2 separate regions of the Mus musculus genome follow, and region 2 is linked to region 1. A link is a loop called in an ENCODE intact Hi-C map of the cell type or tissue named here. Cell type or tissue: heart. All regions are shown on one strand. Each heading gives the region's core, and the rest is flanking DNA. Links, peaks and the distances in the headings are about the cores only.

What was found. A loop is a pair of places that touch in the nucleus more often than their neighbours do. Peaks named below come from ENCODE experiments on the same cell type or tissue, not always from the same donor. Only the 100,000 strongest peaks of a DNase experiment are listed, where the experiment ranks them.
Region 2: a loop joins it to region 1, with 5 times the contacts of the local background. A loop is called at or near these places in 12 of 42 quality-filtered maps.

The regions. Positions count from the first base shown.
Region 1 is chr6:94,697,445-94,705,765 of GRCm38, reverse strand. It overlaps Lrig1 (leucine-rich repeats and immunoglobulin-like domains 1), which reads left to right and starts at 5,621. Exons shown (of 19, transcript NM_008377.2): 1 at 5,621-6,304. The coding sequence starts at 6,081. In heart, for the core only: a CTCF peak has its summit at 4,493; DNase peaks (open chromatin) are centred at 4,915, 5,425, 6,305 and 7,075; H3K4me3 peaks cover 4,147 bases; H3K27ac peaks cover 3,202 bases.
Region 2 is chr6:94,963,501-94,971,821 of GRCm38, reverse strand. No RefSeq gene overlaps it. Among named protein-coding and RNA genes, the nearest start is that of 4930511E03Rik, 24 kb to the right of the region's middle. In heart, for the core only: a CTCF peak has its summit at 4,561 (motif pointing right); no DNase peak of the experiment used is centred there.

The DNA of each region.
Region 1 (8,321 bases), core at 302-8,301:
AAGCACTCAGCAATGTCACAGACACAAAGCAAACACACAGGAAAATGACAATTGTTGCTGTGATATGAAATTGCTTTAAAAAAAAGGAATCACAAGGTGTGTTACTTCATGAAGATGGTTATTCTGTGCTGTGATAAATATGCTGTTTTCAGTATACATCCAACTGTTACTTCAGAGTTGCTGGCAGTGAGGAATAAACTTTGTGTCTCTGCATCCCTAAGCCCTCACATGCTTCTCCAAGTGACATTGAAGAGACATAGACTGGGGAGGTGTGTGTGGTGGGGGGGACTTAGCAGCTCAGTCTCTGGTGATGTCATCAACCTATCTTGGAATCACCATTGGAGTTAAGAGACTGCCTCTTTGGGGAAACTGCAGGATTTTGAAGTGGTCATAACTTTGTTGACTTAAAAAAAAAACCCAACCTCTCATCTAATCAGTTAAAATTAGAAATTCACAGGTAAATGACAAGTGTCCCCAGGAGATGGCTTGTGTCCGGGAGTGGGCCACACAGTTGTTAGTTGATATTAATAGTTCTGAGAGGAGGGTAGGAGCCTGTGCAGGTCACAGCTGAGCCACAGGCATTACACATGCTGCTGGTGGAGACATGGCAGCTGCAGTTGGACACTAGCCAGCTTTCCCATAGCCAGAGATGGCACAGAAACAAACAAACAAATCCAAACAAACAAACAAATAAGCCCACTTCTTCTCACGTCTCAGAGGACAATGCTGGCACTGGGGGCAGGGAGACATCAACATTCCCTTTCATATCCCATCCCCAGACTCTTTAGCTCTCTCTCTTTCTCTCTTCCCCATCCATCTCCTTGACAAGATTATTGGAAAGAAGGAGTTAATGAGTACACAGTTGTCTTTTTTTTTTCTTGGCAGAGAAGTACAAGACAGGCTCAGAGCAGGCTGTCATCGCTCTTGAGATTTTAGGGATTTTACAGGTAATTATTAACCCTTTGTGGCATTCCTGAGGGAAAAAGCCTGGGGTTGAAAGAACCTACTAATATTTTTCTATCTCTATTAAAATCATGGACTTATGTTGCTTCAGAGTTTAAGTTTAGCAATACTTACCCAAGAAGCCTGAGATATATGTGGTCTTACACTGCCTATAACATACCTGATCAGAATGGTATGTTGTATGAGACTGTTTAGCACTTGTGCATATATGTGTACCCATGCACACATGTAAGGGGAGGCCAGAGGAGGACCTTGGTGTCTGTCCTACTCTACCACTCCCTGCCTTGTTCCCTTGCAGCAGGATCTCTCACTAAACTTGGAGCTAGGCTGACAGATACCAAGGCCTGGCCATCTCAATCTCCCCCCAGCTCTGGGGTTACAGGCTATGCCCAGCATCTTATAGGGGTGCTGGGAATTTGAACTCAGAACCTCATGCTTTGCAGCACGGGTTCTTAGCCACTGAGCTAGCTCCCCAGTTCAAACTAGATCATTTTTAAACCCCCTCACACACAGAGGGCATCATTCCCCTTTGCCATGTGGGAACACTGAAGTTCAAGAAAAGACATAACTGGACAAAGGTTTCTAGTAACAAGGCTGGAGCCAGGGCTTTTGATTTCTGCTCAGGGGACTTCATTATTATTATTATTATTATTATTATTATTATTATTAAATTGCAAAACTGGTGATGTATGCATGCCAGGCAAGGGCGGTGCCACTGAGCTATGCTGAAGACTCCAATGCTTTTTTAGTGCACCAAAAATAATGTAAGTTCTCTTTTGATACCAAGAAGCCATAATTCTGACTCTTGAAAGTTGGACTTTTCAAACAATCCCCATGATCAACCTGCTTTTCTGATTAAAAAAAAAAGTATGTGGAGGTTGGGGGTGGTGTATGCTCATGCCACAGCACACATGTCGAGGTCAGTGGACAACCTTGTGGAGTTGATTCTCCCCTTCTCCCTCTATATGGATTCTGGGGTTAGAGCTTAAGTCCTCAGGCTTGTGCCTCAAGTGCCTTTGCCCACAGAGTCAGCTTGCTGGCTCCTTTCCTATACTGTTTTGTGTGTGTGTGTGTGTGTGTGTGTGTGTGTGTGTGTGTGTGTGTGTGTTTCTCAGTGCAGTTTGCTAATTCTGGGCTTCTAGCACTGGGATTAGCATGATGTATTGCTGAGACTTTTGGATGCAAGAAACCTTGACTGATTCTTAGGGGTGTTGGTTCTGGGCATTGGTTTCTGCAAACTGTAAAATCTAGAAAGCTTCTATAGATGACTCAAGTACTCAGGAGGCAGGGGCAGGCGAATCAGGAGCTCAAGGCGATTCTTTGTTACCTATTAAGTTCTAGACTACCCTGGAGTGTATGAGACACTGTTAAAAAAATTAAAGCACTAGATTAAATAAATAAAAAAGATAAAGCACAGATTAAAAATGAGGACCAGCTCTTTGCTGGAAGGACCGTGACCTGTTCTAGCAGGTAGCTTTCCTTAAAAGTCCCCCTTGGTGTTCTCTTCCTGATCTTCGGTTGTAGCTACAGACGATTCTTTCCTAAGCTGGATTTCTGCTCTCCAGCCCACACTCTTGGTGCAATCGCATGCAGGTTGCTAGTATGTGGGCAGACTTCCATACATGGTGTGAGGAGCAGACATGACTTCATGCTTTGCTGTAGACGAGAAGAACTGCCAAGGCTCAGGCGCCCCATTCCCCCCAAGACTCACTCCCTCTGTTTGGAATCCTCTTCTCTGGTGGTGTGGTAACCAGACCACAGGGGATGCTGTACACCTGTGGGCAAATTACCTTGCAGATTCTCAAACCTTGTCCTCTAGGATGCCAGGAGTTCCCAAGTGCATCTCATAGTCCCACCCACAGCGTTTGAGAACCTTTTGGAACACTCTACTGTGGTGACCAGCCTGAAGGTCATCTCCAGCCAGGTTTCATGACTTGTGATGAACTGTGTGTACTATGCTGCTTGATGCAGGGGCAGGGTGGGGATGACCTGGCAAGTTTCTTTAAGGGAGAGCTGATCACAAGCATTCTGCATTAAATAATTCTTTTGTTTAAAGATTGTCTGTAATTCCAGTGCCAGGGGATATGATTATCACTTCTGACCTCTGTGGGCACCAGGCATGCATGTGTTGCCCAGACATATGTAGGCAAAACACACATACACATAAATTTAAAAAAAAATCATTACAAATTTAAAATAAAAATTTAAATTAGATTTGTGTGTGTGTGTGTGTGTGTGTGTGTGCGCGCGCGCGTGCGCGCGTGCGTGCTCATGTGTGGAGGCCAAGGATAGCCTGCAGGAATCTGCTCTCTCCTTCCACCTTGTGAGTTTCAACGATCAAATTGCTCTCTCATTCTACCATCCTACTGGTCTAAATTACTCTTTTGTCCCAGCCCTTGGGATGCCGAGGCAGGAGGATTGCTGCAAGTTTGGTGCTAGCCTCACTATATAGTGAGATGTTGTTTCAAAGAAAAAGAAGGTGGGGGGCAGAGAGATTTCTCAGTGGTTAAGTATTCCTCTTGTAGAGAATTCCGTTTCCAGCATCCATGTCAGGTGGTTTACAACTACCTGTGTTAAGCTACAGTGGCTGTTGGCTTCCTTGGATGTCCTGCACTCATGCCCATATACATACTCACAGACATACGTACATGCACACACATATGCAATTAAAAATAAAAGGAATCTTTAAAGTGTACTATTTTGTCTTGAAATTCGTAAGCACCATGATAGAGGACTCCAATTTGCAGCTCTTGTATATTCCATTCCCCAGCTTCCTATTTCTACCCAAGGGCATGAAAACAAGGAGACCTGTTTCTCCTTATCCAGTTGGAAGGTGTATGCTAATGTGGACTGCATGTGTAGCACATATGTTCCTGCTCATGCGTGCATGTGCACACAGATACTAGTTGGAGCTTTCCTGTTAAGATTTCTGAGGTATTACATTTGGCTTAATTTATGCACGTGTGGACACTGCTTCACCATCACTTCTGAGATATACAGAAAATGGGAGAGAAACCCAACAGCATTGCTCTATAGTGTAGGCAATCAGGAGAAAGGGAAGGCTGGTGTAAGGATGAAAAGAATGGCAAACAAAGCCGGGCATGCTGCACACACCTGTAATGCCAGTTGTTCCAGAAGACTGAAACAGGAGCATAATAAGGTTGAGGGAGTCTGGGCTACATGATGAGACTCAAACAATCAAAAAAGAAGGAAGAAAGAAGGCAAGGAAAGAAAGAGACAGAAAGCACAGACAGCTAGGCAACAATCACCTGACTACTAAATACAGGTCCAATTTTGGTTTAAAAAAAAAGCAAAACTTGAGGGACAGCCACGTTTAGCATCAAATCGTATTTCTTGAATATGTCAAACATGTAATGAAATCCCTTTAACTGTTCGGTGTTTTTCTTCCCGATGAACAGCGTTCCTACTCCCTTTCTATAAAGCCTAAGTTAGATTTAACCGTGCTGGAACAAATGTTTTCCAGAAGACTCCAGCGCCTTAGTTTCCCTGACCCTGTGTGCAGTTCGGACATCAGCAAGTCAAACCGCCCAGAGGCGGCAGATATGTATTACAGTGCTAATCTCTTCCCCCCGCCCCCCCGCCCCACTCCATTAAGTGTGTGTGTGTTCGCGCGCGTGTGCTCGCCTATGTCCAAGCACTGTTTCACATGGCGGCTATCAATCTATTCTGATCCGTGTTTGCCAAACTAACAGGTTCTCTCTCTCTCTCTCTCTCTCTCTCTCTCTCTCTCTCTCTCTCTCTCTCTCTCTCCTCTCTCCCTCCCCCCACCTCTCTCACTGTCTATAAAGAGCACGTCACGGATAATTTCTTGGAAATTGTATTTTAAAGGCACTGATTTTCAATAACAAAACACACCACCACAGCAACCCCCTTTATCCAAGTCCAGAGCACTTCCCGAACTATCCTTCAACTAACTAGGGGCGGGGAAGTGGGCGTGCCCTCAAGATTCAATTTCTGCAGCACACAGTCATTTCGGTAGTCAAGGACACATTTCTGGATTAAAGATATCAAGAAGAACGAGTGTGGAGCACAGATGGGAAAGGGGGCCCCACCTCTGAGGAAATAGCTGAGAAACTCATGAAAGCAAGTTTTAAATCTTTTTTTTTTTTCTTTTGCAAGGCACCTGAAAAAGGGTGCTCGTTTGCTGTAAATCCACCATGATGTTTTTAGTTTAGGAGAGCAGAATAAACCTTGGGTCCAGATAGCTCCCAAACCCGTGGATTACAAACTTTCTCTCTTCTCCTAGGCTCAATGGACCGAAGCTTAGGCCACTTTTCCAGATTCTGGTACTTGGTAGCCAAAACCCTACAAGTCTCCTTTAAGAGGAGGCAGCACGCCTCTCCTTTTCCCCGCCCCGTCCCCGCCTTTCACACCTTGGGTGGGAAAAGCGAGCGGAGGCGGGACCTCAGGGAGCGAGCGCTCTTATGGGTTAGGACGCCAAAAAGGCGCTCCAGGAGCCAATGAGCAACGGGCAGGGCGGGGCGTAATGCTGTAGCCCTGCAGCCAACGTGGGCCGATCTGCGCCCCGGGGCCCCATCGGAGGGGTGTGTGAGGGCGAGCAGCCGGGGCGGGGCCTGGGGCCGCGGGGCTGGACCGCGGAGCGGCTGGCCGCTGATTGTTCGCAGCGCTGAGGCACGGTGCGCTCCGGCCGCTCCGGGACGGGCAGGCGCGTGGGGTCCACGGCTATCATCAGCTCAGCGCCCTCAGTGAGATGCCCGCCCGCGCCACGCGCAGAGGCCGAGGCTAAGCGTTTTCAGTCCTCAGAGGCGGCGGCTCTCGGCGTGCGCCCGAGCTCTGAAGGCGACTCTCAGCGCGGCGGGAAGGACGAGCAGCGGCGGCCGGGCACTCACTGCGGGACTCCACAGAGTTCGCCGCGCGCGGGGCTCGGCCCGGATGGGCGCGGGGGTGGCGGTCCCCGCAGGGTGCTGCGAAGCGGCCCGGGCAGAGCGTGCCGGCTGAGCGCCGCGGCCCCGGAGCCGACTGGAGTCGGGCGTCCATGTCCCGGCGCGGAGCCTAGCTCCGAGCGCAGCCCGCGCCCGCGGCCGCCCGCACCTCGCAGCCCTCGCTCCCCGGCTTCGCGGCGCGTTCCAGACAAGATGGCGCGGCCCGGTCCGGGAGTGCTCGGAGCCCCGCGCCTTGCGCCTCGCCTTCTGCTCTGGCTGCTCTTGCTGCTACTGCAATGGCCGGAGTCAGCGGGCGCCCAGGCTGGCCCGCGGGCCCCCTGCGCGGCCGCCTGCACTTGCGCCGGGGACTCGCTGGACTGCAGTGGGCGCGGGCTGGCGACGCTGCCCCGGGACCTGCCCTCCTGGACGCGCAGCCTGTGAGTATCGCCTTTGCCTCTCGTCCGGGCGCTGTCACTAAGACGGGGCTGCTGGTGTGCTCAGCCGGAGAGGGTGCGGAGTGCGCTCTGTGGGCTGGGGAGACTTGTGGGTGGCCGAGTGGAGGTCACGCGTGGGAGCTCGGGAGAGAGGACTCTGCTTCTGGGGTTTGAAGGTGAGCGTGATTCTGGAGGAGCCTGCCTTGCGGCGAGCGTGTGTTGTGGAGAGGATGCAGGACATGAGTGATCCTGTAAGGGTGATCGAGTGTGCCTCGTGAAGTCTGGAAGTCAGCGAGTGTGGGCCGTGGAGGTGAGCCACCGGTTTGTGATTTGAAACTGAGTGAGAGTGCTGTGGAGCGCGAAATATGTGTGTGTGTAGAGTGGAGGTGAGCGAATTTGTGTGCATGTGAGACGGACGCAATGGCAGAGTGTAGGAGCCTGTGTTGGGATTGGGATCCATGGCTGTATCTTTTCTCCTGTGCTGTATGTAACCCAGCCCTTAGGTGTCTTGAGTTCCCTCAACTTACCTTCAGTTGGTAATGAATGACAGTGACTCACATCTCCAGGGTTCATGCTATTTATACTGTGTATTAGTGAGTATGTGTTGCAGTCTCCTGATCACCAGACAATCGTGGTGGCTTGACTTGGCATTGGCCAGGGCAAAAGGGACCCTGTCCTGAAGAAGCCAGGAGTTGAGAAGCTTTGAGACAGTTCTTGGAGATGTCTGAGTGTGGCTGTTAGCTCTTTTCCGCATGGCTGGCAAGTACAGGAACTGTGTTCCAGATCCCTTCCTGTCTGTTCCCTGGGGTCCCCTTGGGCTTGATCCACTGGGGCTGGGTCTGCTCCTACCCTCGAGTTTCTCCTCCATAAATGGCACAAGTTAGTTGTGGAGTAGTGCTACTATGGGAGAAGGTGACAGGGGGCCTGGCTAGCTCTGTCAGTTTAGGTGCACTTCTGTGCTGCTGGGATTGGGGTTCGTTGGGAACATTAGATTTCTGTAAACAAAGTGGAGTAGAATAGCATTGTTATTCTTAAAAAAAACAATACAAAACAAATAAAAAACCAAAAAAACCTAGACCTTTGAGTCGAATCTTGCTCAGCTATCAGTAATTAGCATCTCTAGAACTATTAGTACCTTCCAGAGAAAGGCCTAGCTTGAGTAGTCTGCGTCTCATTTGAGCTTTTGAATGTCTTTCCTAGGACACAGAAGTAGTACAGCAGTAGCTTCAGTCATGACATTTGCTGTTTTAAAAAGCGAAAATTGATGACACAGGCTTTAACTCACACCTGTGGCTTCATTGCAGAAAACTAGGGGCTGGGTATCTGACCGTCTTGAAGGAGAGAAGTTGATTCTTTTCTAACAAGAAGACTGTATTCTTAGAGTGAGGGGCTTGGGTCTTCACATTGGTCACTTGGGCAATCTGCTGTGGGAGTTCTGAAGCCAGCAAAGACCCTTCTGCTACTGTTGCTGCCTTGAGGATTTTTCTCTTCTTCAGTATCTGCTTCCTCTCTGGAATTCACTACTGAAAATGCCTGGTCTTAGAGTGGGGCTGAACAGTGGCTCTGTCAGTTACTGGGAGGTAGACACACTATTGCTCTCTGCTAAGATTTTTATCTATTAATAACTGAGGCAGTTTGGGGACATTTTGGGGTTTTTTTTGCATACTTAAGATGGAATATTATTATTATTATTAAATAATAGAACTATGTGGGTAGAGTCAGAGAATGTTCTCAAGTGTTCACTTGTTGGAAGACTTGCAAAGCCATGTGTCAGGGGTGTTCTGAGGAAGGCTCTCCGTTCCCAAGCCACACTTCCTGGAGAGGACAGAGTGCTCTTATTTGTACTTTCTTTTTGTCACAAGACCTACCTTGGCTTGCCCTTCCTTGGAGCAGAACTTGCTGGTCATTTTTAGGCTTTCAGTTGCCTACAAGTGACAATTCACACAGCATAAATACCTTTAAAATTGTAGTCTCTCTTACTCACACAATTTAGTGATCAGTAAATACCAGACTGAGTGTT
Region 2 (8,321 bases), core at 263-8,262, 270 kb before region 1:
GGAATTCCCAGCCTGAAACTGTCATCTTCCAGTGGACAGTAGTATTTTTGTGGTAACTTTTGATGCCAAATTCCCAGTAGACCTCAAAGTTCTACCATCCCTTGGGTCAGATGCCAAGCCAAGTGTAAAACTAAGACTATAAAATAGGTATGTATACAAGGCTCATTCTGCAAAAAGCATTAAATAGAGAGAGCATGTGTTTCTCTAGCTCTTGCGTTAGCATACCTCTATCTTAAAATGCCGCCTTTATCAAAATGACCTCATGTCTAAACATACAGCATTTCTAGACGTATCTACTCCTACACACTTTAGATTCCTATCTCCTGTAAGCATCTAATCTCTTGGAGAAGACACACTTTGGATGGGGACTGTGCTTTTAGAAGGGTATTTAAGCAAATACGATGAGCTGTTACCACCATCACCAACAAAAGAAGGAATTCCTTCTCCACATGGCTTCTGAGCAGCTTTGACAAGACCCAAGTTAACTGTTCCAGTCTGAGCCAGTATACTTCGAGTCTGCAAGAATACTCACTACTAAGACCATCTGCTGTCAAAACGTCAGGCTCTTCCTGCCCATGAGAATCGGAGATGACTTACCTGTCAAAAGATCTACTTTGCCTCCTAAACTGTTAATCTCCCGGGCTTGACCAAGAAGTGGTCAGATCCTGTGTCTCCCATTAATGCACATCACATAAGTCAATTGTTAGCCCCAAAGATTTTATGCACAGATCCTTCAAAGATCTTAGCAACACATCCTCAGTACAGTGTTTGGAGGATGAAAGCAGGTGTCAGAGTAAAATAAATAAATAAATAAATAAATAAATAATAAATAAATTAATAAATAAATCATAAATCATAAATATAAGAGGAGAAAGATTGAGTAATACCCCACCTCTGCATTAGCATACACACATACATTATATATACATATGTTATATATTACTATACATAATATATATTATACATACACATATAACACACACATATATATTTAACATAATATATAATATATTACATATATTTAATATATATATTAAATGTATCCTATCTTGCACATGTACACACACACACGTGTGCATGTGCACATACACACATACATCACACAGCTTATGTGATGTTGGGCAAGCTATCAAAGACTCAGGGCTCTTTCCTCTCCTTGTGAGTGACATGTGTTTGACATTTATCAGTCTAGTGTGACCACAGCAGAAGTCAGCACCCAGAACACTGGGCAAGCAGTACTGACGGCTAGTGTAATCACCATCATTATCGCAGATGTCATTCCTTCTATGACTGAAGTAATGATCACTGCCACAAGTTTTCTACCCAAAACTATGCCAGGAACTAGACTATCTTTTTTTTTTTTTAATTCAGTTTCAAGGTCAGCATACAAAATGACAGGTTTCACCATGGAATTTCCACACATCGTATTTTTTTCCCTATGTATGTACTTTTTAAAAATTTTTTTTAAATTTTTTATTAGATATTTTCTTTATTTACATTTCAAATGTTATCCCGTTTCCTAGTTTCCCCTCCAAAAATCCCCTATCCCTCCCCCTTCCCCACTCCCCATGCTCCCCAACCCTCCTCCTCCCATTCCTGGTCCTGGCATTCTTCTATACTGGGGCCTAGAGCCTTCACAGGACCAAGGGCTTCTCCTCCCATTGATGACCGACTAGGCCATTCTCTGCTACAGAGAATACAGCTAGAGCCACATGCTCCACCATATGTTTTCTTTGATTGGTGGTATAGTTCTAAGAAGCTCTATGGGTACTGGTTAGTTCATACTGATGTTTCTCCTATGGGGCTTCAGCTTCCTGGGTATTTCTCTGGCTCTTCATTGGGGATCTTGCGCTCCGTCCAATAGATGACTGTGAGCATCCACTTCTATATTTGCCCGGCACTGGCATAGCCTCGCAGGAGACAGCTATATCAGGTTCCTGTCAGCAGGCTCTTGTTGGCATCTGCCTAGCACACACCATATTCTATCAACTTCTCCTTGTTCATCCTCCACTCTTGGGACCCCTCTCTTGCTATTCATTAGTCTATGAAGCCCTATATTTCTTTTTACTTTTATTTTATTTTTTATTTTTTGATCCTTCCATTTGTGTGTGTGTGTGTGTGTGTGTGTGTGTATGTGGTGTGTGTTCATTTGTATACACAGAGGCCATAGGGTGCCCTACCTATCACTCTCTGCTTTCCTTCATGCCCTCCCCCACACAGTGCTGAGTAACGGGCACAGAAGTGCAGCTTCTTATGTTGGTGCTAGGAGTCTGAGCTCAGGTTCCCCTGCTTGCACACACTGCAGGTGCTCTTACCTGCTGAGCTGTCTCCCAAGTCCTGCCCCAGGTTTTAAATGAGTGGACCTCTAAGCCAACAGTGGGGCACTCATTGTCATTAGTAAGAATGCTTCTCCGAGCTAGTGGGAAGTTACAGAAACAAAGCACATAGCTTAACACTCCTTTCTTAGAGTGGTGGGGAAAGCCTGAGCTACTTTCACAGTTTTATCTGCCATTTGAGTGGGGAACAAGATTAAAGTTCTGGCCCGCACACTTAGCACAACCGGTAATCGTGTGAGTGCGAAAAAATAAATAAATAGAACCAGGGGAAGCGGGATGTGTGGCTGCACGTGACAGCCTGTAACCCTACCTGGGATTTCAGTGTCCCCCAGGATTATCAGCGACAGATAGGAAATACAACACACCTCTCACTAGATGTGAAGGTTTACTGTGGCTCCTTTAAATACAGGACACGTGGCAGGCACGATCATTTGTAAGCTTGTCTGCCAGGATATCTAGCAGCCCATCAGTGTTCACTGATCGACAGGTAATCTGAACAGGTGAATTAGCAGACAGGGAATGGCGAGGGTGCTTGGCAGTCAAGGAGGGAACAGATTTGCCTGCCTCCAAGTGGATGTTGGGTCTGCTTCCCATTAATGAACAAGGACTCTTTTGTATTGTTTGTTGAAGTGTTGGACATATGGTGTTGACCTCTGTTGGGGCCTGCAGTAGCTCCCGCCCAGACCTGGCTTCCTGTAGTACTCCTTCAGCACTTTCCAAAGAACCTTCCAGCACTAGTGCTATATAGCTTTAGGATTCCATCAACCACAGCTGTGTACCAACAGGCATTTGAGGAAAATGTCAAAATTGAATGCACTTTATTTGTTTTTGTTTTCTCCCCATAAGACTTGCGGTGTAATCCAGGGGACTAGAAAGTAAATAATAGGTCTCTCTAGCCAAGAAGTCATCTCAGTGTCATTTTTAGAATTTGTATCTACTTACACACATCTGGAAGAAAGAGTCCAGCTCAGAATCCACAGCTTGGTGACTTCTGAACACCACTGAACACCACTCTGTTACAGGTACCAGCTCAGTTCAGTAAAAGCATTGGCAGCATTTCCAGAAGTCTCCAGATTCTCCGTGGCTCCTTCTCAGCCCTGGCCCCTCTAATCGCTGTCTTGCTCTGTATTCCATACAACTTGGATTGGTTTTGCTTTGCCACGTTTGAATCCAGTCAAGCAAATGCAATTGTCTCAGATGTCCAATGGACGTTTATCAAATAAGTACACAGTCACCTTCAAGTAAGTACTAATTTTTAGTACATTCAGAAATATAAGCACTATTTCCAGTGCTAAGTGGTGCGTCCAGGACCTAGTGTGTGTCAGGTAAGCCCTGGGCCACGAACAACCACGCCCAGCCCCAGCCTGTACTTTTTACATGTGATGCCCTTTCCCTTCCTCTATGTAATAAAAATGAAGTACAAAGATATTAATTGGAAAATCAAACTTTCTCTCTCTCTCAACTTCCCTTTCCTTAAATGTAATTTCCATGAGCAATTTGGGTTTTATTTTTTAAAACCTTTCAGGACAATGTCAATGCCATTTTCTAGAATTTTTATTTCTTCATTTCTGCACTCTCCTCCTTCTCCTCTCTGTTACTATGCCACCCTAGGCCATTTTTATGTATGGTCATACTCTTTGTTATGTTCTTTGTATCATTTCCCCACAAACCACTGTGTTAAAAGTATTTCCAGCAGAGGTTGAAAGACGGCAGGGATAGGCATTTTATACTTTGTGATCAAACAATATTTATTGATGAAAGAAGGCCAGAAGGAAAGGCAGCTTTCCCTTTGTAATAAGGTAAGTAAATTCTCCTGCTTCCTTTCTGTTTCTCCAGGGCTCCAGGTCTTCTACAGCAGGACTGAGTGAGAAAATTCTCTCGCCCATGAGAAAATCCTCTGGGCTCACACTCCAGGAACCCAAGCCCCATCAGGACTAATTATACAAGCAAAAAGCCTTTTCCTGAACTATGGTATTTGTTAGTCTGCTGATTCATTATTAGTTAATGTTTTCTTTGCTAACAAGTTTTTTTTAAAGATGAAAACCTCTCTTTCCACATCAAAATATCTAGACATCATCTAAACATTCTTTAGCAAGCTGGTTTAATCTTATTTTTCTTTAGCAGAGGAAATTGCCATCTCGAGAGGCATTTTCTAGTATTGCAGACTCTAACCCTACAACTTTGTTTCTGTCTAAACAGAGATTTTTCCAATAGGTGGCACTAGTGTGTTTAGACAGAATTAATATGTCCCTAGTGGAAGACGCTGTGAAGTTCAAATAGCTACAATTACCCTTTAGCAACACATTTTTTTTTTCACATACTCAGAGGTTGCCTCGGCTTTTCAGCACCTCAAAGTGGGCTGCAAGATTCCCATACTAGCATTTCAGATGCTGGCCTTGTGCCTACTGGATAAGAAAGACCTGGGCTCAACCCCCAGCAACAAGTAAGAAAATGGCTGCATGTGTTTGCATGTATCTGTGACTTTGGTTCTGGGACAGCAAAAGCAGGAGACTCTTGGGAGCACACTGGCCAGGCAGGCTAGCAAGCACTGGGTTCAATGGGAGACCTTGTTTCAAGAGATTAGATGGAAAGCCATTTAGGCAGACACCAGACATCAACCTCTGTCTTCCATAAGCATAAGAACATAGCCACACAGATACACGTGCACACAGAGACAGATACAGAAAGACATATGCATACATACACAGAGAAACACACACAAACAGATGCACACACAGAGACACACACATACAAGCAGATACATACACACACACACACACACACACACACACACACACTCCATTGGTAAAATGAATTTAAATATACTAGCTTAAATGCTTCAAATCACATATCACCCTTGAGTTTTAGATCCAATCTTATTTTGTAGCATTTTAAAAACATCTCTCAGACATATTTAAAAAACACTTTTCCACATCCCCATGTCTTGAAGAAAAGTCAGTGTGTCTAATTCAAAATAACTTTATGAAATGTTTTCAGTATAAAAGTGGCATTAGATAATTAGGCAAACTTGGAAAATTATAAAAGTGGATAAATTCTCACCATGGTAGAGATTTGCAATAGTGTACAGAGCCTAACACTGGCAGAATGTGAATAGTATTTTATTACAAGAGAGAGAAATAGAGAGATAAATGAAATAGGGCTGCCTTACACTGATGGAGTCAAGGGACAAACAACACTTTACAAGTCCACTTACATTGCTGGGAATTTTACATGGAGTAGAGGACTGTACTACACCGCATCCAAGGTACTTTCCTAAACTCAAACCCTCCATCCATCAGCTGTTTTGTTGAGTGTATACCATTGAGAAGATGTTGTGCCAGTGTTTTGTTGAGTGTATACCATTGAGATGTGCCAGGTACTGCGATTTATACCATTGAGCACAAGCAGCAGGAACAAGGCGTGGTACAGTGAATCCAATAATTCATTACTTGTTCACAAACATAATGAGAGGTTATTGTGAGATTTCCATGAGAGAGCAGATGGTGTTCTGGTATAGGGAACAGGGCTGGGAGTTTTAATCATTAAAAGACAACCAACCAGGCAAGTGGAGGAAGAGGAAGTGGAAAGACTTTTGGTAGGAAAGAGGTCCATATTGTTTAGGAGAAGAGCACGGTTATGAGAGTGGTAACGGGTCCAGGACTAGCACCAGTCAGACCAGAAATTGATTGGATCCTGCTGTCGATTATCAACACACTTAGCTGAGGTTTTGTGTTTTAATTCAAACTAAGGTGGGATGCCTGGTATGGTAGTGCACACCTGTAGTCCTGGCACTGGGAGGTAGAAAGAAAGGACTCAGGAGCTCAGTGTCATCTTTGGTTATATAGCATGTCTGAGGTCAATCTGGACTATACAAGACCCTGTTTTTTAAAAAGCAGGATGGATAGGATTCCATCAAGGAACTTTAAGCTAGGAATGCATGATGTTAATATCAGGCTTCTGTACTGAAGCTGAACTGGGTGATTTGAAGGGAGGATGGAGATGGAGATTCTATTGAAGTAGGTCAGGCATGAAAGGATGATCATGACCACTGTCATGGGAGCATGGTGCTTTAAAACAGCATCAGTAGAAACGGATGCAATTAAATGGGGAGAGGACAGTACAAAGAATGGCTTCCTACTCAAGGCTGTTGAACCAAGTTCTTGGTCTTTATATTAAACTTCAGAAAATAAGCTCTACTTGATCAATAGGTATGCATCCATTTCTTAGATTTCAAGTTAGTCTCTGTTCTAGGCACCTCTCCATCTTTGACTTTATTGAAATCTTCCCTGTGCATCTTTTCCCAGCTGACCCTGTTCACATATCCATCATGCCAGGTTGATCTCTTCCCAGTTCTCCTACAGTTGCCCTTCTGTGTCCTTCATGAAACAGGGAGATGGGCATTACCACATGCCCTTGGTACAATGTGCCGTCCTAGCAGAGGCTCTATTGTTAGCCCTTAGCCAGAATTATGTAAATTACACATTTCAGTCCTTAGAATGTCTCCTCCATAGGAAGAAAGCAGTGTAGAAGTAGAAGTCTCCCAGGACCTGAAGACCAACAGAACAATGGCTTGGGAGACATCTCTTTGTGAAAGCAAGAGTTGGTACCCTAGTCACTATAAAGGTTGAGTCAAGACTAGAGCTAACAATTATTTGGATCCAGGCAGGTTATGGTTTTTGATGAAGTTACCAGAATCCTAAAATGGGAAAATTTCCTGTGAAAATTTGAGTTTGTGACTTCTTTTAGAACAGTGGTTTCTCAACCTTCCTAATGCTGTAACCCTTTAATACAGTTCCTTGGGTTGTGGTGACCACCAACCCTAAAATTATTTTATTGCTACTTCATAACTGTAATTTTACTACTGCTGGATTCATAACGAAATATCTAACGTGTAACCCCAAAGGGGTTGTGACCCACAGGTTGAGGACCATTATTTTAGAAAAATAACTAGATTTCCACAGGGCAGCAGTCTGTAACAGCTCAATAAAGACTGCTGTTTATATGGTGCATATAGTCTTCATCTTGTCACTGTTCCCTACAGTCCCCATTACATGCCTGAAGCTGTGGCTCCAGGGCACTGGCCAGATGTCACTGTGATTTCTCTGTTTGCATGAGTCTGCTTTCATGTATAATGAAAAAGAAAAATGAAGTGAGTCAAGAAGCTTGTGGTCAGATTGTTGGGTTTCAAATTCTGGGGTACCCTCCTAACAGATTTGGCAGATAAGACATAGGAAACCCAGTTAAATTAGAACTTAGAGGAACAATGTATAATTTCTTTGCTTTAAATATGTCCTGTTTGCTGTAGTCTGCTAAACCTGGTAACGTTGCTTGGTCCTTTCTGTGCGACTCCAGGCAAATTTCTTAACTTTTCTGTGTCTCTGTTTCCTCCCCTAGAAACTGAAGACAATACGGGGATATTGTGAGGACAGAATGGACATTAGCCACCGTCTCTGTGGATGTTTAAAGAAACTTGGGATGCAGCATATTTCTTGGCACAGGATGGGGCATGTTTTCACATTTGATAAAGCAAGAGACTTGTCTTGAAGTATACAACTCAAAATGATAAAAATTGAATCATTTATATTAGAAGTCACTCCAGACAAACTTCCAAAATCAAAATGATATGCCAATAAACATTTATTTCTCTCTCATATTTGTGAAGGGTCATCTCCCCCATATATAGAAGCTGTGGCTTTTGAAGTCACCACTGCAAGCAGAGGAAGGCAATTAAGGAGCACTAATAGCAACTTCACTGCTGCCATAGAAATGATAATGGCAGCTTGTGAACCAGTTGACCAGAATCAGTCACTCGGGTGATGATCCAAGCCTAGGAGTGTGGGAGACTCGAGATGGGGACAATCTCAGAACACATTATTAGCTCAAAGTCAAAATACCCACTGTTCACTTGAGTACTTTCCTAAGCCAGCAAGACACAGCCAGAAGATCCTCAATATTAGAACCACAGAAGGACCCCTGTTTGTAGGC